Regions from separate parts of the Homo sapiens genome. Here all the other regions are linked to region 2. Evidence: chromatin loops called from intact Hi-C (ENCODE). Cell type or tissue: MCF 10A. All regions are shown on one strand. Links, peaks and the distances in the headings refer to the core of each region. The heading gives the core; the rest is flanking DNA.

Evidence for each region. A loop is a pair of places that touch in the nucleus more often than their neighbours do. Peaks named below come from ENCODE experiments on the same cell type or tissue, not always from the same donor. Only the 100,000 strongest peaks of a DNase experiment are listed, where the experiment ranks them.
Region 1: a loop joins it to region 2, with 25 times the contacts of the local background. A loop is called at or near these places in 7 of 110 quality-filtered maps.
Region 3: it touches region 2 in a loop (4-fold over the local background); 3 of 110 quality-filtered maps call a loop at or near these places.

What each region holds. Positions count from the first base shown.
Region 1 is chr20:40,468,220-40,475,242 of GRCh38, reverse strand. No RefSeq gene overlaps it. Among named protein-coding and RNA genes, the nearest start is that of MAFB, 220 kb to the left of the region's middle. In MCF 10A, for the core only: no CTCF peak of the experiment used is centred there; a DNase peak (open chromatin) is centred at 3,782.
Region 2 is chr20:40,262,961-40,269,983 of GRCh38, reverse strand. No RefSeq gene overlaps it. Among named protein-coding and RNA genes, the nearest start is that of LINC01370, 260 kb to the right of the region's middle. RefSeq lists enhancers at 104-635, 636-1,167, 6,972-7,023. In MCF 10A, for the core only: a CTCF peak has its summit at 3,650 (motif pointing left); a DNase peak (open chromatin) is centred at 3,653.
Region 3 is chr20:40,503,684-40,510,706 of GRCh38, reverse strand. No RefSeq gene overlaps it. Among named protein-coding and RNA genes, the nearest start is that of MAFB, 180 kb to the left of the region's middle. RefSeq lists enhancers at 3,521-4,032, 4,033-4,544. In MCF 10A, for the core only: no CTCF peak of the experiment used is centred there; a DNase peak (open chromatin) is centred at 3,956.

The sequences.
Region 1 (7,023 bases), core at 848-5,847, 210 kb before region 2:
GGTGGCGCGATCTTGCTCACTGCAAGCTCTGCCTCCTGGGTTCACGCCATTCTCCTGCCTCAGCCTCCTGAGTAGCTGGGAGTACAGGCAACTGCCACCATGCCCGGCTATTTTTTTTTGTATTTTTAGTAGAGATGGGGTTTCACCGTGTTAGCCAGGATGGTCTCGATCTCCTGACCTCATGATCCGCCTGCCTTGGCCTCCCAAAGTGCTGGGATCACAGGCGTGAGCCGCCGCACCCGGCCAACCTTCCACATTTTTGAGATGAGCTTTGCTCCTAGAGCATGGTCAGCCTGCCTGGGCACTGCTGCTAACGCCTCCCAAGATCTCTGGGAGCTGGAGCCTCTCTCCCTATCTAGTGAGTGCTTCCTTGCTGCGTTCTTGGACTCCTACGGTAGTTCTGGCAAGTTAGGGGGCCAAAGCTTTAAAAAAGGCTTGTCTGGCTGTCTCTTACTTCGAGGCTGTCAGCCATCTCAGCTCAGTTGTATGTAGTTTAATGAATTGTTACTCTCTTGTGCCTGTGCCCTGAGGTGATTTCTTACCACAAAGGGCAAACTTAAGAAAATCAAATAAATAAATACTAATAAACAGGGAAGCAAGGTTTGGAGAGGTTATTTGCTTTTCTGGGGTTGCAAGGTAGTGAGAGGGGAGCTGGGCTGGCTGCCACCTCTTCTGTGCTCCGGCCACTTTGCCATTTAACTGCCCCAAAGAGGACCACTTAAAAGCAAACATATAAATGGAAGTAACTTTTTCAGCAACTTATTGGGTCTTTTCCCACTTAGGAATATTGATTTTTCTCCTCACTGAGCCTGGGATGGAGAGGAATGGTTGAGTCTGAGTCTGAGCACCAAGTAGGTGGGCATGGTCCCAGCTTGAGTAGGTGTCAGTGACTGTACATCAGAAGTGGTTTCCAGGAGCCCATGTCCTCTCTGTGATAGACGGATTATGTAAAAGGCTCCAAGACACCATAGAAACCTGGCCTGGTTTATACCTGAAAGGAGGGAGGTGTACGGCGTACATTCTATTGTTCTAATCACGCCACTTTAATGAGATACAAAATTGTGCCAGTTTCATAATTATGATATATATCAGGGCTTAATTATATGTACAGGATGGCACATTCAATTGAATACATGCAAATGGAACAGAGATTTTCATTTCACATGTCTCTCCTACTCTCCCTAACAAAGAACTTTCTAGGGGTTTTAGGCATATGGGCATAGTGGAGAATCAACTTGTACCATATGCCAGCATCTTCTGGCTTTCAAAACAACAAGGAGACACTGAAAACCCATGACTAGTGAGCTAAGGACACTGAATAAATAAAGATGAACCTGATAAAAGTATAGTGGCTTTTGATAGCCCATGTAAACATGTCTGGCTTCAATTTGTGGGAATTTTCTTATTGTTAAATGACAAAAACATAAGAAAGAGCTAATAAAAATTATGTGGCTAAAGGTCTTTTTAAAAAGTACTAGAAAAGCAAGTTCAGAGTCATGGCTGCATTTGTTACTGATTATGAGCAGAAATGGGGAAAAACATTGACCCCTGTGACTTGGCTCTGAACGTGCTGATGAAGCCCCTGGGATCTCCCTGCATATCACTTTCTGATGCCCGTAGACTCTGGGACAAGAAGCAAGGAGGGAGAGCTCCATGCCAGGCCACGTTTTGTTGTAGGAATGGCTTTGTGAAGGGCTCTTGTGACACTCCAGGATCCACTTCGAGAAATTTCTCCAGTAGGCAAACACTATGAAAGAGAGACCTTGTGGGAGGAGGTAAGGTTGAACGATCTATCATGTCCCTGGCTTTGTCTTAGGTATTGGGAACACCTCTGGCAGGTAGAGAGGGAGCTGATCTTAGGGACTTTCTTCTTTCACCCAGGGCTACCTGATGACTCTCAGGAAAATCTGTGGAGCCGGGTCTTGGTAGCGAGCTGGCTGCCCTTTGTTTATGTTCTTGTAGAAACACTGACTCTAGAGAGAAAAACTGACCCATCTGTTGAGATGTTACCCAGACTTGCTACTGTTATTTTTCCATTCATTCACTCATTCATTCATTTATTCATTCTTCTCATGAGCTACTAATATGTGCCTGTCCAAACACTAAGGCCCTAGGAATGAATAAGATGGATGAGTAAGGCCTAATTCTGTCCTGCAGAGGCTTGCAGCCCAGAGGGAAAGGCATACAATAAAGTATAGGATATCCTCTGGTGGGTCCTAGCATAGCAGAGCTTTCCCAGAAGCAGGTGTAGTAAATGCTGCTCTGAGTGGGAATGATTTTGCAAGGAGATGACGATTGAAAAGTGTCAAGAGAAGTTCACCAGGTGGATATATTGGAGAGAGAGATTATTTCTGGTAGAGGGATTTGGGTGATAAAAGTCAAATTAGCCAGAAGCAGCTGAGGATTTTGAGGAATCTGCAGGTTTGCCATCTAGATATAGGTTTCTAATAAAGTTCCTTGATCATTCTATCCAACATAACTCATTTCAATGCTTGCTTTTTGATTTACATCTAGGGCTCTGTCCAGGTTTCTGGCATCCTCCATGATAATGAGTGTGAATGGATGAAAACTAATATGAGAAAGCCAGGTTTGTCCAGGAGGAGTTTCAAGTCTAGGAAAGGTAAAAGCATGCAGATAGCCTGTCCAAGGCATGCAGTGGTTAGTGCATTAGAGAGGCACAAGGAGATAATTGTAGGAAACAGAGGAGATACCACATGCTGGATAAACAGTCCAAGAAGGCTTCCTGGAGAAGGTTAAATTAGAATTGGGCCTTCAAGGATGGAAGACAAAAGACATCCTCCTTTGCATGAACAAAGATGTGGGAATTCCCTAGGCTAGTGAGATTATTTCTACTATCAAACGTCAACCTAACTTCCAAAACGTTAGTTTACAAACCAGGTTCTGTACCAGAATCCCTTGTTGAGGGCAGGGAGGAATTACATAGAAATTTCTGGGACTGACTCCTAGAAATTCAGATTTCAACTGGAATGCACATTTTAGTGAACTCCTCAGAGGACGCTGATACCCAGAACACAGATGGGATTCCATCTGATGGCGGCAGGAGGGAGGGGAGGACTGACTCTGGGTGTACACAGACATGGGTTCAAATCACAAGTTTGCCTCTTATTTGCTCTGTCACTTAAGGCAATATGCTTAGTTCCCTTCAGCCTCACATTACTTGTTTCCAGGAGGTGATAATAACAGCCCAGAAGGGTAGTTGTGAAAATAAATGAAATGACATTTGTCACAGTGCTAGCATAACTTCTGGCTAATAGTGGGTAGGGGATAAATCTGAGTTTTCTTCCTCTCCTCTATTCAGTAAAAATGGCATATATCTTCTGGGGTGGTCAAAATGCCCAAGAGGCATAATTCTTGGCTCCAAGAAAACACTGGTCACAGACAGGCGGGCATTTGCTATTCTCGAATAAACTGTTAGACACAAGGGAGTCTCCTGGACCTCAGCATCTCTTTCTTGTCTTAGACAATGCCTAGCATTCTCCAGCTATGCCCTTTAAACCTGGGCATTAAACAGTTTTTGTGTCCAGTGAATACACAAACACCCCTAAGGAATGTTAGTGGATTAAGCCACTATGAACTCACACCTTAGGGTAAGTGAAGTACTCGCTAAATGCTAACCTGATAGAGGAGTGTCAGCTCTCCAAGCCTGCAAAGTGATAATCAGGTCTAGTGGTTATAAAATTCTGCTTCATGAAGCTCTAGAGGTGAGCACACAATATTTGGTTGTGCTCTGGACAACTCTAGGGGGAGCCAGCCTCATAGTCTACAACATGCACTGTAGCTCCTAAGGCTCTGGCCAGAGCAACCTCCCAGATAGGACAGTCTTGAAGAAATCAAGCCTCCGTTCACAGGTGGAGCCTTAGGCCTGCCTCCAGGGAAGCTCAATGCTTCTGCTAAGCAAAGGTATCAGGAACGAAGGCATTTTAGGATTGCCTGTCATTCAGGCAGGCTACGGCTAATGGAGGCCTGCCTAGGCCAGAACCCGGGCCTGGGACCATGCATTTGCTCATCAAGGCCAGGAAGAGGCTTTGAAGAATCCACTTCCCCTTTTCCCTGCTGAATTATAAGAAATGGAGAGAGAGGAGCACTCGCAGCCAGGAAGGCAGGCCAAGGCAGCCCTTGAAGGAAAAGGAAAGTGAGATGAGGGTGTGGGTGGGTGGGGCGGGACATCCCTCCCTCCGCCTCGTCCTCCTCTGAGCTTCCTGCTGGGGGCACCTCTCAAAGTCTCTTGGGGAGCCTGGGCCTGTTCTCTGGCAGGGGCCTGAGCCGGGCCTGCGGTCAGCCTTCCAGACTCAGGGCACCTCCAGGCCTGCCTGTGGGTCTGGTTCCCTCACCTCAGGGCTCTCCTGGGAAAGCAGAGACAGGCGGGCCCGCCTGGAGCACTTTCGGGCAGCAATGACTTCAGTACTTGTCCCCAAAATAAATGCACCACAGACAAGACAATGTGGTCAGGGGCTGAAGAGTTACTGTAAATACCAGCCCGGGCTTCCTATTTCTGTTCCTGTGACTCCCAGGGGGGCAGGCGCTGGCCAGCCCGTTCCCAGTGCACTCTGTTCTTACTGCCACATCCAAGGAAAAGCTTTGGCCTGGAATTCCTCATCCAACTGTCCCTGGGACCCCTTTTTGGGTTTGCAGAAGGGACCTTACTCTCACCCCCAAGCAGGGCTTGGACTGAATCTGGCTTTCCGCAAGAAAGAGATGCAAACACTAAGTGTTGGCACTGTGCCAACTACTCACATGTTTTTGGCCTCACACCAAGCCCCAAATTTTGGAGAATCAAAACAAGTAACATCTTATCCTTAAGAGCACTGTCTTAACCCATGTATACCTAGTATTCCGTTATTGGAACACTAAGCTTGTGGGAGTTATTTATATCCTACTCCTCAAGGTCATCGCCAAGGTCCAATTTTTCACAGAAAAAATTTGCAACCTCCATCATCAGTGGGTTAAAGGCTTTACATGGTTTAGTACATATGGTCCTTACCATAGTCACAGGATGTAGGTATGTCTATACCCATTTTATAGATGAGAAAATAAAAGAAAGAACACAAGGTGCTTGCCCAAGGACACCCCATCGGTAAGCTAGGAGTCAAACCCAAGCAGCCTGACCCCAGACCTGTATTTGTAGCTGATAGGCTGCACAGGGCAATGGTGTCAATCACCTTCTGCAGATGAAGGGAACAATGTGCAAGGAAGGGTTCAAGGTCAATTGGCTAACAAGTTAGGGGGCAGATTTGAATCCAGGCTTGGTGGGCTCCAAAGGTCCTCCCACTGCACCGGGGCACCTTCTAGGGGCAGGACAGCATCACATCATTGGAACATTTGTTCTGACCTCTTTCCAGCTTCTGGGCAGCTGACACTCTGGCTTGTAGCTACCTCCGAGGGTCAGTGCTTAACAAGGGTTGAATCAACATTCATACACACCCGCACGGAGGCTTCTAATTTGAGTAAGTTTGCTGTTTCCAAGGACAGATTGTCCCTGCCTTTGGGAGGCTGCTCTGGTTGTGGTGTTTCTTGCCTTTCAATTATTGAGTGCTCTCAGGTATATCTCCCTCAAAGTCTTCTCACTCTTGAAGAGGCATGCTACATTTGTGAACTGATCCCTGCCAGGAAATCTCACAGCAGTCTCAGAAGGTGTCTGGTCAACCTAGGAAATGGGCACATAGCTCATCCTATTCAGCACCTCTGCTGTAGAAGGGAAAACTATGGAAGCCAGGCATTTTCCTCCTAAAGGGAACTAGTTATATAGGCTTGCATGTAGAGAAAGAAGAGAAAGTGGACTGAGTCGACCACATGGAACAAAATTTAAATGCTGTGTCATTTCTTTCAAGCAGATCTGCTGAGGCCAAGTGGAGCCATAATACCTTCCTGTTCACCCAAGGTATCTGATAAGATATTAGCATTGGGTGATAGTATACTGCTTTCTGCATCTAATAGAATTGTGACATCTCATCTGGTTTACCTCCTTGCTTTTGCTAATAAGAAGCTCATAACTTAAATTTATACTCAATTGTTATAACTCTTCTCAAAAAGAAGTTATTGGAATACTTCTATTCCCCTTCCGCATACGGGCTCTTGTGTTTTGTTTAGGATAGGTCAAAAATTTGTTCATTTTATGTGAACTCATTTATCATAAGTCACCTGGCATTCAGAGTCTAATAAAATAAATTTTATAAGTACATTTTGTGACTAGTATGTGCCAAGTACCATACAGTTTAATTTCATTCACTACCCATTTGTTGTTTGCTTGTTTATTTCTCAAATATTTGTTGAGCACCTTGCATATGCCAAGGTGCCTGTCTTAGATTGCTTGCGTTGCTATAAAGGAATACCTGAGGCTGAGTAATTTATGAAGAAAGCAGATTTATTTGGCTCATAGTTCTACATGCTGTACCAGGAGCCTGGTATCGGCATCTACTTCTGGTGAGGGCTTCAGGGAGCTTCCACTCATGGTGGAAGGTGAAAAGGAGCAGGTGTTACGTGGTGAGAGAGGAGAGAGAGGTGCCTGGCTCTTTCAAAAATCAGTTCTCATGAACACTCATAGAGCAAGAACTCACTCATAATCTCCAGGAAGGCACCAAGCTCTTCATGAGGGATCCGAGGCCATGACCCAGACACCTCCCACCAGGCCCTGCCTCCAACACTGGGAATCATATTGCAACATGAGATTTGGAGGGGACAAATATCCATACTGTATCAGTGTCATTTTTGGTACTGGGGACACTCTGGTGGGCTAGTCAGGCAAGGTCCCTACTGTCCTGGGGCTCACCATATAGAGGCGAAGTCAGACATTAAACAAAAAGTACACATGTGTAAACACACAATCCACACATGCACTCCACATGCACTCCACACACTACATACACCACACGCACACACTCACATACACACACTCACATAATGGGCCAGCTAGTGTTACGTGCTATGAGAAAAAATTAATAGAGTAAGAAGTAAGAGGATGTCTGGGTGGTGGGGCAGGGAGGCGAGACCCTGCTGTTTTGCATG
Region 2 (7,023 bases), core at 1,394-6,393:
TGCCCCTTCCCCAGAAAAGCGGGACTTGCCGCTAAGGGTGAAGGACCAAGGCAAGCATCCCTGCGTGGTCTGACACCTTTGAAACGTGGGTGAATAATCAGAGAGGTGCCCCTGCAATGATTAAACACCAAGGGAAGGCTGCCTTCCCAGTCCGTGACCGACGCCAGAGTTTTGGGTCCACGGATAAAATGTGTCTCCTTTGTCTCTACCAGAAAATGAAAGGAATTGAAATTAAGAGAAGGGAGAGATTGAAGTGTGGCACCAAGATTGAAAGGAGAAAGAGGTTGAGGGATAGTGAGGGAAGCTGGAGAAGAGAGTAAAAAGAGGCCGCTTACCGGATTTGAAATTGGTGAGATGTTTCTTGGGCTGGTCGGTCTGAGGACCTGAGGTCATAGGTGGATCTTTTTCACAGAGCAAAGAGCAGGACAGGGGATTGATCTCCCAAGGGAGGTCCCCCGATCCCAGTCACGGCACCAAATTTCATGCACGTCCGTGTGAAGAGACCACCAAACAGGCTTTGTGTGAGCAACGTGGCTGTTTATTTCATCTGGGTGCAGGTGGGCTGAGTCCGAAAAGAGAGTCAGCGAAGGGAGATAAGGGTGGGGACATTTTATAGGATTTGGGTAGGTAAAGGAAAATTACAGTCAAAGGGGGTTTGTTCTCTGGCGGGCAGGAGTGGGGGTCACAAGGTGCTCAGTGGGGGTGTTTTTGAGCCAGGATGAGCCAGGAAAAGGACTTTCACAAGATAATGTCATCACTTAAGGCAAGGACCGGCCATTTACACTTCTTTTGTGGTGGAATGTCATCAGTTAAGGTGGGGCAGGGCATATTCACTTCTTTTGTGATTCTTTAGTTACTTCAGGCCATCTGGTCATATACCTGGAAGTCACAGGGGATGCGATGGCTTGGCTTGGGCTCAGAGGACTGACAGAGGATAAAAATAGTCTTGTTTTCAAAATAGAGAATTCTAGAATATTAGTAGAAATAGAAAAGGGTTGGCCTGCCTTCTAAGTACTGTTCTCAGAAGAGTAAAGATAACTCTCCTTGCTTCCTCATTTCCCCACCCCCGTGGTCTCCAGGAGCCATCCCACTCCTTGGGCCTCAGGGACAAATCTCCATACGCAAGCTTGTCCTGGAGATGAGTCCAAGGGAAGGTTCACTTACCTGTCTACTGTCAGCTCCTCCCACTTCTAGTTCATCCTACTCCCACACCTAGTGAGTTCATGTTTCAGATCTCAGTTCAGATGTCACTTTTTTAGGGAAGCTCTCTGGGGCCTCCCTGTCTATCAAACCCTTGTCTTGACAGAAGAGTACTATGTTTCCTGTCCCTTTCACAGTAACCATCACAGTTGTAAATGTGTGTTTATTTGTGGGAGCATTTGGTTAATGTCTGTCTCCATAGCTGGAATGTAAACTCCTCCAGTGCCGGGACTCCACATCTGATTGCATTCAGCCCTGCATCTCCAGTACCAATCCCATTACTAGGAATGTAGTTTACACTAAATAAATATTTGCTGATTGAATAAGCAACTCTTCTGTATTGGATTACACACATAGGAGAGGTGACTTCCCAAATCTATTCTAGTTCAAATGTCTAGTATGACAATCTGTTTCCATACTGTAGTAGGTGCTGTTGGTGCCCTGCTCAGCTGCCCTTTGCTGGGCTGGTGCATCCATGTCTCATCAGTGCTAGATGTTCTTGACTCACAGCTGGACCCTTCAGAGAATTACTTGCTATCAGGAGCTGTGCCACCCAGAATGGCCTGGGAAGCTGCATTCTCTCCAGAAGTCTGTCAGTAGCCAATGGCCAACTAACACAAGGGCAGAAAAGTTTGGCACCCTTGCCTCAAGGTGGGAACTCTGTGGTTCCACGCAGGCTCCAGAGCTGCCTGTGGAATGAGGCTGAGACTAGACTTCAGCTGCACCCTCACCTTTGCCCGGTTTCTTCCTCTGCCCTATAAGGCTTCCCTCACACACTTGCAAGTTTTATTTGGGGGCACTCCTTCAATAGCTCAATTACATATGAATCTCAGCTTAGGAAATGCTTCTAGGAGACCTAAACTAAGACACATTCAATATGCATAACCAAAAGGATACTGGTAATTTTTTTTTTTTTTTTTTTTAGATGGAGTCTCTCTCTGTCGCCCAGGCTGGAGTGCAGTGGTGCCACCTCAGCTCGCTGCAACCTCTGCCTCCTGGGTTCCAGTGATTCTTTTGCCTCAGCCTCCCAAGTAGCTGGGATTACAGGCATGCGCCACTACGCTCGGCTAATTTTTGTATTTTTAGTAGAGACGGGGTTTTGCCATGTTGGCCAGGCTGGTCTCAAACTCCTGACCTCAAGTGATCCACCTGCCCCGGCCTCCCAAAGCGCTGGGATTACAGGCAGGAGCCACCACGCCTGGTTGATACTGATAAATTGATTCTCTGGAAGAAAATGAAAACAACAATAAACAACAATTCTGATTTGTAGCATTTATCAATTATACTACACAACTATAGTAGTAGTGTAAATAACTCCTACTACAGCCATTTTCAAGCTGCCAATGTGATTGCTGCTGAACACAAAGTTGAAAAGACATGCATGCAATTGGCTCATGGGAGTCAGTAAGAGCTATGTTTAAAATATCATAACTCATGATATACATAAATTAAAAGTTGTACACATAATATTAATATTATGATTAGTACCATTTTGATGGTAACTATGTGCTAGGCATTTTGATAAATACTTTATTTTTACCTCTGTCCTAATCTCCAAGAAGCTTATACTATTCTTACCCCCATTTTATAGAGGTAGAAACTGTGGGTCATAGAGTTACATTATTTACCTAAGGTCACACTACTAGTAAATGGTGTCGCTGAGATTCAGCTCTGACTCCAGATTCTTAATGCATGACCAACTTTAGTGTCACCTACTAAAAGGCAATAACTGCTCCCTTCCTGAGTATAGAATTTTACATTTGGAATAGTGACATTTTTCTGTACAGCAATTTTCATTCCTTAGCATATTTGATTATTTCAATAGAAACTATGCAGGGCAAACATGAATATTTTAAAGATGAGGACCTTGAGACTCAGTGATTTGTTCAAAGGTTCTAAGGCTCAGAACTAGAGTTGCACACCTGGGCTTCTCACGGTCCAGGTGTCTTTCCAGCAGACCTTAGTCTTTCTTCCTCAGAACCTCAACTCTCAATGACAGCTTCATTAACCTCTGGATGTAAAATTTAGCCAATCCTTATCCAGAGAAGGCCAGCATTCAAGGTATTGAATGAAACATCATTCATCAATTCTTCAGCGGATTGGGCACCTACTGTGTGCCAACCAAGGTTACGTGTAATTTCAAGTAAGGAAGGTATGCCCAGGACTCCTAAGGAACTGGAGGTTAAACCAATTGAGTTTAGTTTAGCATATTGTCACGTACTTGCCACACCTACCAGGGAGTTTCTGAGACTTTGTTTTGGAGTCACAGATGCAAAGCGTTAATGCAGGACGTGGTACATGACTGGATAGTGATAGATCTAACGAGGCCCCTTCTCCTTCCTTGGTCCAAAACTGTTAACAGATCTTGCTGGAAAATGCCAGTGCATTTATGTTCTGATGGAATGGTGCACATAGGACATCCATGCCTGGAGGTTTTTCATTCACCCCTCAACGCCATCTTGTGGGCAATGAAAACTTTGCCAGGGTTTGGGGAAGCCTGCCCAGCCATTGTGTGATTTGACTTAAAAATCAGAATTGGATAATCTATACAGCTGTAGAAGCAAATCTACAGATCCTCTCAATGTGTAAAATTTGGATTTAGGAATTCAGAATAATGGAGTCTACTCCTGGCACCATTAATGATATTGATGTATGACAAGGTGCCTGACTTTGGTTTCAGTTCTCAGCAGAGGCTGTAGAATCAGGTAGATCTAGGCTGGACTTTTGACTTTGTAACTGTGTCCTTGGCCAAGTCACTTGACCTCTCTCCATCAAGTTTCCACATTTGAGAAGTGGAAATAAAGTCATGCTTATTTTACTTCCTTCTTGAGAAAATACAATGAGATGATTCATGATTAGTCCTTTACTCTGCATTTCAAATGCGTTCATCCACGGTAGATGTTATTGATATTATTGTGGCCATTATAATTGCTTTCAATACAGACTACTTTTTTTTGCCTTTTTGCCTCTTAGAATTGCTATCTTGATGGTTATAGACTTGAAACTCTAAATCAAATACTAAGAATTATTAACTGATGTACTTTCTTCCCTTTCTGTTGGAGAAAACCTCAGGACAAGAATCATCTCTTTCCAAGTCTGGAACAGTGGATGAATTAGGTGGTTGTTAAGTAGAACAGAGAGCAACTTACTGGGTATTTAGCACCTGTAAGTCAATAGGCGTTGAGCAGGAGGGTCTGATGATTCCCCTGAAACACACACCTATTGGGGAGTTTTTTGCATATAAAGACATAAGGAGATTATTAAGGAATAGATTAACATTTCTCTCCATTTGATAGTCTGTTGAAAGCTACCTGTCCTTTCCTCTGGGGGCCCGAAAGAACTATATAGGGTTTAACATGCTATTTTACTTATAATTTCTAGTTAAATTGAGCCGTAGACTTCATTATTAAAATCTGTAAATTCAGCTGGCATTTATCCAACACCTGCAGTGTGCCTAGCCTTGTGCAGTGGTGGAATCAGACCAAGCTCCTGCTCTCAAAACATGGGTGCCGTGCTAAAATGGCAATCCAGAACTTGACAGACTGCACACCAGAACTGATCAGGGCTACCAAGAAGGGGCCTTTTGAAGAGTTATGGGCTGAACATCAAGGGACACAGTGCTCTCACTGCTACTCCGTGGCTATGCTGAGTGGAGTTGCCATCCCGTGGCCAGCCTCAATTTCATATTGGTTGTGAGTCTGAAACATCCGGATAACTGTGAGCTCAACCTTTCTTCCCATCTCAGCTTGCTCTGGATTTATCAGAGAGGTAGGGAGATAGGATAGCTGGACTTTGCAGAAATTCTTTAATGAGCCAAGCACTCTGGCAGACATATATAATGTTACAGTGTAGTGGGCATTATTATAGTTACTCTACTGATGAAAAAAATGAGGGCTCAGAGAGTTTAAAAATTTACTCAGTTACACGGAGGATGACAGTGTGTCTGACCCCAAATTCCTAGCTTTTTTCAGTTACACAGGCTGATGGCTGGTAATACAGAAAAAAAAATCTCACTGTGGATACAGGTTGAAGAAGATTAATCAATGCCTCTGCCCTCAGATAACTCATAGTCAAGTAAAGAGGTTCTTAACCTTTTAGGGGGAAGGGCAGGGTGTGGGGATGTTGTGTAACTTTGAGACGCTCCCTCGAAAAATGCTGAAAATCTTGTGCACTACTTCAGAGGAATGTTTGTACACCCTCCCTGTCCCATCCCAATCCCCAGCAGAGACTCTGAGCTCAAAACTCCCTGGAAGCAGACAGTAATTCCAAGGTGCCCTGCCCTGTGGAGGAAATGCTGCTAAGTATTCCACTGGAAACTGCATGGACAGAAATAAGTGCTGGTTGTGGAAATCTCCCCTTCCACGCTGGCTGCTGCTGCAGAGCTTGGAAGGAAGATGTACACGACAGTAATTATACTAAAGGACTCAGGCCATTCAGTCAGACGCAGGGCTGACTTCTGAACGACCATGGAGCAGAACAGCCACTGCTAATGCTATGGATCCGTTTTGTGTAATCAGCGTGAATCTCCATGGGCTTTCTTGGGTGAGCTGGAGATGAGGTGTAATTCCCTTTGCAGAATAGATCTGTATGGAAAGTGTGCCACAGAGTGAAAACCCACGTACTGTATTGCAGTTCCTTATTTGTTTTCAACCTAAATTGGAAAGGTATTTCTTGGGGTTGGCAGTTGCTGAGATAATTTTTTTTAAATTAAGAGTTAAGTATGATCAGGACTTCTAGGGTGCTGGTATGTTCTATTTCTGGATCTGGGTGCTGAGTACACTTAAGAATGCGTATTATATTTTTTCTATATGAAGATTGTCTTTCTTTGTGTGTGTATATATGCTTTATGCATACATTTCTATATATTCTATTTAGTGGGTATATGAAAATATTTTTTGAAAAGAATGAGGCAAGTTATATAAGAACTGACCTTTTAAGTGAAAAAAAATATAGTCATCTACATAATTTAAAGTACTCAGTTACAATCAGCCAAAAGTCTGCCATATTAGTTTAAAAGTCCTGTGAAACAGGACTGAGACACCTCAACACATTGAATTGGGAGTTCTAGAAAGATCCTCCAGCTCCCTTCCAGGACATCTTTGGGTGCCTCGAATGACTGGCCCCTGCTCTTCTCTGAGGCCCTGCCTCCTCACTTGTGGCTTCTTCCAGCTGAGACCTGGCTGCTACTAGATACAAGGTAACCTGAGCAACCTCACAGGCCCACCAGGTTGTGGAAAGAGAAAGGAGTCTGCTGCCAGGTCCTTGGTGTCTTTTGCATCGAGGCATTGGTGTGCAGCCTGAAACTGCTCCCCTCCCCCATCTGCTACCTTTTTTCTGGGCTCCATTCATTCACAAGTGCTTAGGCCTCAGTTTACTGGGCAGCACTCCAGTGTCCTCTTGGAGCCTGCCTCTGCCCACCTCTGGACCATCTCTGTCCAGGAAGGGGCTGGTTTTAGCTCCTCCAACCCCCTAGTCTGATTGTCCAGATTCTAAATCCCACCTTCTGTGCATACACCCCGGACTTTAAACATGAGATATCAACTGGACACCAAACACAGTGGCTTTTGTGCCCAACAATGCTCAGCGTCACGCACTTGCTTTAATCTCCCCTAGACTCCCACTCCAGTCCTCCTTCTGCGCAGCCTCTGCAGACCCATTTCCATTGTGTTCCTTTCTTCCCTCCCTCCTGGCTCCTGCTGTTTGGCGTCTGAGTTATGACGTCCTGTGTCCCATTGCTTTGGGGAAGCTGTTGACTTCGGAAATGGGAAAATCTGACTGAAAGGCAGGAGGAAGGGAACCAGAGTCAGAGCCGAGGCCTAAGTC
Region 3 (7,023 bases), core at 1,334-6,333, 240 kb before region 2:
ATTTCTTACGGTAGTCACTGTGCTAGATCCTAGGGACACAATATAGAAACAGAACAAGACGGGGAATGGTGGCTCACACCTGCAATTCTAGCACTTCGGGAGGCTGAGGTGAGAGGATTGCTTGAGGCCAGGAGTTTGAGACAAGCCTGGGCAATATGGAGAAAACCCACCTCTACAAAAAAATACAAAAAATTAGATGGATGTGGTAGTGGGTTCTTGTGGTCCCAGCTACATGGGAGGCTGAGGTGGGAAGATCGCCTGAGCTTGGGAGGCCAAGGCTGCAGTGAGCAGTGATCATGCCACTACATTCCTGCTGGGTGACAGAGTGAGACCCTGTCAAAATAAAATAAAATAAGAACAGTTCTGTTGTATGGTAATTCATTAATTACAATTTTTGACTTCAGGAGACTAACTGCTTTTGCTCCCTTAACTGGAGAAGGGTGAAAGGCTGAGAGCTGTCCAGACGACCCTGCCGAGGGCTAGAGAGCAGACACCTCCTGACCCATAGCAGGTTGGCTGCTTGTTTGTCAAGATCAGACTGCAGGCTACTTCTTGCTCCCCTGGAATATCCCTTAGCACCTCTTTGTCGAGAAGGCCTCCTATTACCCAGACCTGGCAAAGCAGGCCACCAGCCCTCTAGCTCCCTTTCCTTGCTGCTGCTAAGGCCAAGACACTGGCCTGGCAGCTTTGGGAGGGCAGGGGCCATGTCTGCCTTGCCCACCAGGGAATCTCTAGTACCTGTCGGGGACCTGGCATTAGTGAATACTTGACAAATGATGAAGTCCAGAAACAATGCTGATTTAAGGCATAGGTCCACATCCATGGGTAAGAAAGAAACAAAAGGAGCAGTGTATGAAGTTCTGGGGTGTTCCTGACTTCTTGATCATGGTCCCAGCTCTGAAACTACATATGTGCCCCTTGCAAAGGCTGCAGAATGTTCCCCCAGCCTCCCTTACTGATTCCTGAAGCTGGAGCTCAGGAAATACCCCTCCATCTCCTCTTATGACCAACTTTTCTTCCAGGGATCTGGAAATACCATTTCTCATCCCATGTTGGCCCTTAGCATCTGCATCTGGTGGCTACTGGTTGGTTCCATCAGATGCTAGAGCTGAACTCACCTCCTAGATTCAAGGCAAAGATCTGAATACATGGGGAGTGTTAACATTGTATTATCATAAGCATGGAAACCTGCTTCAGATCACAGTATGGTGATGATGAGAAGGGGGTGTCTCTGGGGCTTCCTCCAGCATTGAACACCCACAATAGGTAGCTGACTGGGCTAGGGCCTGTGCTCATGCCTTACACAATCCTGCAAGACAGGGGCTGCTGCTCCATTTTACAGATGAGGAAACAGTCTCAGTGGACAAAAGTGACATGTCAGAATCCAAGTGGCTGAATGGGCTTTGAAATCAGGCATGGCTGATTCTGAAGCCCCAGTGACTTTCAGACAGCCGCCTTGTCTCCTGAAGGTATGAACTTTTCAAGGCTGTCTCCTCAGCTCTGATGACAAAGGGAAAGCCTCAGGGAGAGATGTGAGGAGTGAGACCACAAGGTCACAGGGTAAGGGAAGAGGAGTAAAGCTACTCCTTCATTTATTCATCCATTAAGATAATACTGAGATCTACTCTGGGCTAAAGGCTGGGGACCCAGTAGAAAGAAATATAGCCTGTAGACTCAGAAGGTGAGTCACATATTTTTTAAGTATGATAAGTCTTCATTTAACATTGTTGATAAGTTCTCAGAAACTGTGACTTTAAGTCAAAGAATGTGCTATATAACAAAATCATTTTCCCATAAGCTAATTGATATAAACAAGAAGTAAGTTCCTATGGCATGCAGTAGGTCATTTTGCTTAATGTCACAGTTTCTGAGGGCCTATTGATGATGTTAAGTGAGAATTTGCTGTATTCCACACATAAATGTAAATGGAACCTGTGAACAGTGCTCTGAAGGAGAAGTGTGAGATGATAAGAGACATAATGAGAGGGCTCTGGTTTGTTCAAGGAGGATAAGGTGGCTTCCCTGCAGAGGGAATGTTTCATCTGGGATCTCAAAAATGAGTAGGGGCTGGGGACAGTGGCTTGCACCTCTAATCCCAGCTACTTGGGAGGCTGAGGCAGGAAGATCGCTTAAGGCCAGAAGTTTGAGACCAGCCTGGGAAACATAGCAAGAACACTCCCTCTTAAAAGAATGAGTAGGAGTTAGCAAGATGTGAGAGTGTGGAGAGGCAGGAGCAAGAAATAGTCCAGAGAGCACCAAAAGCATATGCAAAGGCCCTGGGCCGAAGAGATCCTGGGTCTGTCCGGAGAACAGTGAAAAAAGTCTGGGTGGTGTCTTGAAGTTGGAGCACAATTAGCTACTGAAATATTTTAAGCACAGGAGGGGACATAATCATGTTTGAATTTGGAAACTATCCTTCTGGCTCCTACACAAGGGGGTATGCTTCATTGTAACTGCTGAGAGTAAGCCTGGCAAGAAGGGACTGGGAGCTGAATCTCGGCAAGTCAATTCCTTTTGAGAGGCCTCAATTTCTCCATCTCTATAGTGAGTTTGTAGTCAATGGTGGATACTTTCCATCTAGTTTAAATGCTCTGTGGCACTTCCTTACTCTCTATGCTGTCCCTCAACAGGACTTTCAGTCCTGGGGAGAAGAAATTCTTTGTATTTCTCAGTCTTCCTCTTGACCATTTTACCATGAACTCTTGGAAAGTGAATTCCCATGTGCACACGGATGCATATTTGTAGATACTTAGGAAGAGAATAGGAACTGTTTTCTTGGGAGGGCCATGCAATGGTATCTATTGAACCCAAACATGTGCAGCTATGATTTAGAGATTCTACTCCTTGGTGTCAACCTTCAAAAAATACCTGCATGTGGGCAAAGAAGGATTATAGGAAAATATTCATCGTAGTATTGCTTGTGAATAGAGAAAAAAATGGAGACAACTTTAAAGTCACTACCTGACAACAATTAAAAGGTATGGCACATTTATAGTATTAGATACTAAGCAGCCATTAAAAGAAATTGTGGCTCCTCTGTGTAACAATGTGGAAAATCTCTGAGACATTCTGATGTGTGAAAAAACAAGTTACGGAAACATACATACAAGTTATGCAAACATACATACATACAGTTGGGAAAATAAGTATAGAAATGTCCCCCACACCTAGCCTTTCTTATGAGAGTATGAGACTGAGGCTCAGAGACTGAAATGATTATTTAATCACATAGCTAGCAAAAAGAAGCAGGATTCAAAACCAGGTCTATTTGAGTCCAAAACTTACCTTCTGTAGTTACTCGTAAGTCCTGTCAACCTGCGGGCACACACTCTCAGCGAGACCCGGCTCTCAGCACTCCTGTTTCTCTATATGTAATCTGTACATATATGTAATCTATACACACCACACAAAGAATAGAGATTGAAGGAGAAACACTTAACTGATAATAGTGGTTGTCTCTGGATGGGATTGGAGATGACAGCGTCAAGGAGGACTCCTGCCTTCTTAGTAATATTCTAATATTTCTAAAAGGAGGAATGTTAGTTTCTTGTGTAAACTAACATTAATTAAAAAATAAGACAGAGCCCTTGAAGACACTCAGGAAAATATTAACCATATTTACAACTGCAGAGGCCATGTGGTAGGGCCTGAGGGGTGGTTTCCCATTTCTATATTTCTATATTTGATAGTCTTTACACTTTTTTCATAATGAGAATATATTTATATAGTCATGGTGCAATAAAAAAGGGAAAAAAGGAAGTAGTCCTTCCAATTTAGTTCTTCTCCAAATGAGCTCAGCAACGAGAACACTTGGGGGAGCTGAGGCCCAGGGAGCCCATGTGATTGCAAGCAAGCATGCAGTGAGTCAGTGGGCGAGGGAAGAAAAGGCCATCCACAGCGCCCGGCTGCATCACGTGACCCCAGAATGCAGCAAACTGGCTTGTTTTGCAATCCAGGCAGGTCCTTTAACCACAGGCCTGCTGGCTGGCCCCATGCGGCTGGGGGAGAAGGTGCCAACCCTCTTCCCTCGAATGAGTCATGCCTCTTCCCGCAATAGCTGGGGGGGGATGTGGAGAAGTTGGTCTCCGGGGCAGAGGCACAGCTACTGCTCATAGGCCCTGCCAGGCTGGGCACCCTGAAGGTTGAAGGGCCCCAGGGGCCTTTGGGGATGTCCCTAGATGGGGGCTGTAGATGAACATAATCATGGACATCTCTTGTAGGCCATTGCAGTCAGTGCCCACATGTGTTGATTATAAGGAGGTGGGGTTTTGGGGACCTTCTATTGCACACTGATGTATATTATGTCCAGGATACTGGGCCCATGTGTCCTATTACCTGTGAGACAGGGCTGACTGTCCCCATTTCACAGATGATAAAACTGAGCCTCAATGGAGGTAAGTAACTTGTCCACATTCTGAGGTCCAAGCTAGTAAGTGGTATAAATGGGGTGCAAAACCAAGTGTAGCTAAATCCAAGACCAGGTGATTTTCACTGCACTCTGGTTGCTTCCTTTGGGCAGAAAATATGTGCTCCCAGCTGTGTGTCCTTGGAGGCCACTTCTCATGGGACACGCTCTCAGGTTTGCTTATAGAAGCAGAAGATGAGGCACAAGAAAAGTGGGAGGTCCTTAGGGATGGCAGCACAGTGATTCTCTGCCAGGTACCAGCCTGAGCACATCACTGCCATATGCTCTTCAGTCTCCACAACAACTGGTGAAACAATCGTGCCTGTTTTGCAGATGGGCAAACTGAGGCTCAGAGACTGAAATGATTATCTAATCACATAGCTAGCAAGAAGAAGCAGGATTCAAAACCAGGTCTATTCGAGTCCAAAACTTACCTTCTGTAGTTACTCGTAAGTCCTGCCAACCTGCGGGCACACATTCTTGGCGAGACCCGGCTCTCAGCCCTCCTTTCTCTCTTCAGCCCAACTCTTGTCCATGAGGCAAATTCTCATTCATGCTTCAGTACTCCATGGGACATGGCCTTCTCCATGAAGCCTTCCTCAGCTCCTCAGTGAGGGATTCTCACCTCTGTCCTCATGGCTTCCTGACCTCAAAGACCTGTAATGACATAGGTCACATGGCTTTGTGGCTCTCCCTACTTATCTATTCAGGAGACTGGTGATCACATGTAGGGTAGAGACAGTATCATGTTTTTCAATTTTTTAACCCCTTTGATTTTTTTTTTTATTTATTCAGAAGCTAATGCAGTGGTTACATCATAGCTTTATGGATCCACAGATCTGGGTTTGAATCTTCACTAGGCTGGGTGATGTTGGGGCAATTACTTTACTTATTTCAGCTCCATCTGTAAAATGGAAATTCTAATGTCTACATCTCAGTGACCTTGTAAAGATTAAGTGAAATATATATGTAAAGTGCTTAGCACAGTGCCTGAGGCACAGAGTGCATAAATATTATGACCCACTGGCTTAGTCCTGTGGTATATCAAGACTTGACTGGGGAAAGTGTGGCTGTCCTTGTTAATGAGGCTGCCCCTACTCCATTGCAAGGACTTGATTTGAAGCTTTGAGTACTGCCCACAGTTTATAACTTTACCCCCTGAATATATCATTCTTTATTCTTCAGAGGTGGCCATGGATGGTGACTTACACCCTAAATTTACAGATGCAGATAGGAATGGGATGGGCTGAGCAAATCTCTAAACAAAAATTCACATATGAAATTATGTAAAAATTAAACAAACATTTTCAAAAATGTTAATTCTTAGTTCTAACCAAGGAGATTAAAATGATTTACGTTAATCATTTAAGAAAAAAATGTTATTAATGACCAATGCTGGTGAGGTTGGAATGAAAATCATGCATGCACTGCTTGTGACCATCCAAATTCTTACAAGCTTTTGGGACAATATGAGAACATATTGTCACACCCTGATATTCAAGGTGTGAAAATGATCTTGAGGAAAGGACTAGCTATAAGCAAAAGATGTGTGTTACATCAATATCTAGAACAGCAAAACCCTAGATAATTCTCAAAGGCCCATTTACAAGGGTGTGGTAAATGAAATCATGGTGCACCAATGTAATCATCAGCAGTGTTGATGACAAAGATCTCATGGAAACATACAAGATGTTTATTATACATTACCTAGAAAGCAGAATATTAACTGGAATTTATGAATGTAACTATGTTAAATTTATGCAAGAACAAATATGGGCAAGAAGAGAAAGGTCAGAGGCGAAATGAAAGGGTTGAGATGGGTGGCAGGCTGTGGATCGCCTCCAGTGCTATTTGGACTGAGTCACCCTGTAAGTGACCTGAAGAGGTCCCCTGACTTTGGGATTTCATGGCCAGCATCCTTTTCACCAGGCAGTCCAGACTCTCTGCATCTCCTGCATTCAGGCCTCACCACTGATTCCTCAAATACATTTTCCAAAGATAGAAATGCATATAATTGCCTTTTGTCTGGCTTCAGAAAGCCAAATGGCCTTTACTAGGGATTTTTGGGAGGCCAAAGCACTCTGATCTTGACTGGAAGGTTCCCCATGAGTGCTCTTCAGCATTGATCAGCAGGAGCTGATCTCGCTCAATGGCTCCTAAGAGCTCTTTTCATAGAAACAAAGAGCTTTCATGATGGGGAAGCCATCTTAGGCCTAATGAGGCTGGTGGGAACCTCGTTAGTTAAGTTAGGAAATTTGGCTGCCCAAGAAATATATGTGGGAATCATGCACTTTGGCCTACAGGGTCATTTTCAACTTTAGACAAGGCAATATCATGGATGGAACCATTCATGTCTGAAAGGAACTGCAGAGGGGCCTCTGCAGGTAGAAAATTCCCAGCTCTCCAGCCACCCCACAGTCTCCCCAGAATCTTCTTTAGCTCCATCCACAGATGCAGGCTCCTGTCCTATGCTTCCATCACAGATAGCCCCGCCTTTGCCCAGCTGCTGAGAACAGGCGTGCACTGCCAGTCAACACCCAACCCTGCCACCAAATCGCACTATTACAACCTGAGTAACCTGAGTAGGCAAAGAGAAGTGCTTTGGCTCAGTAATGATT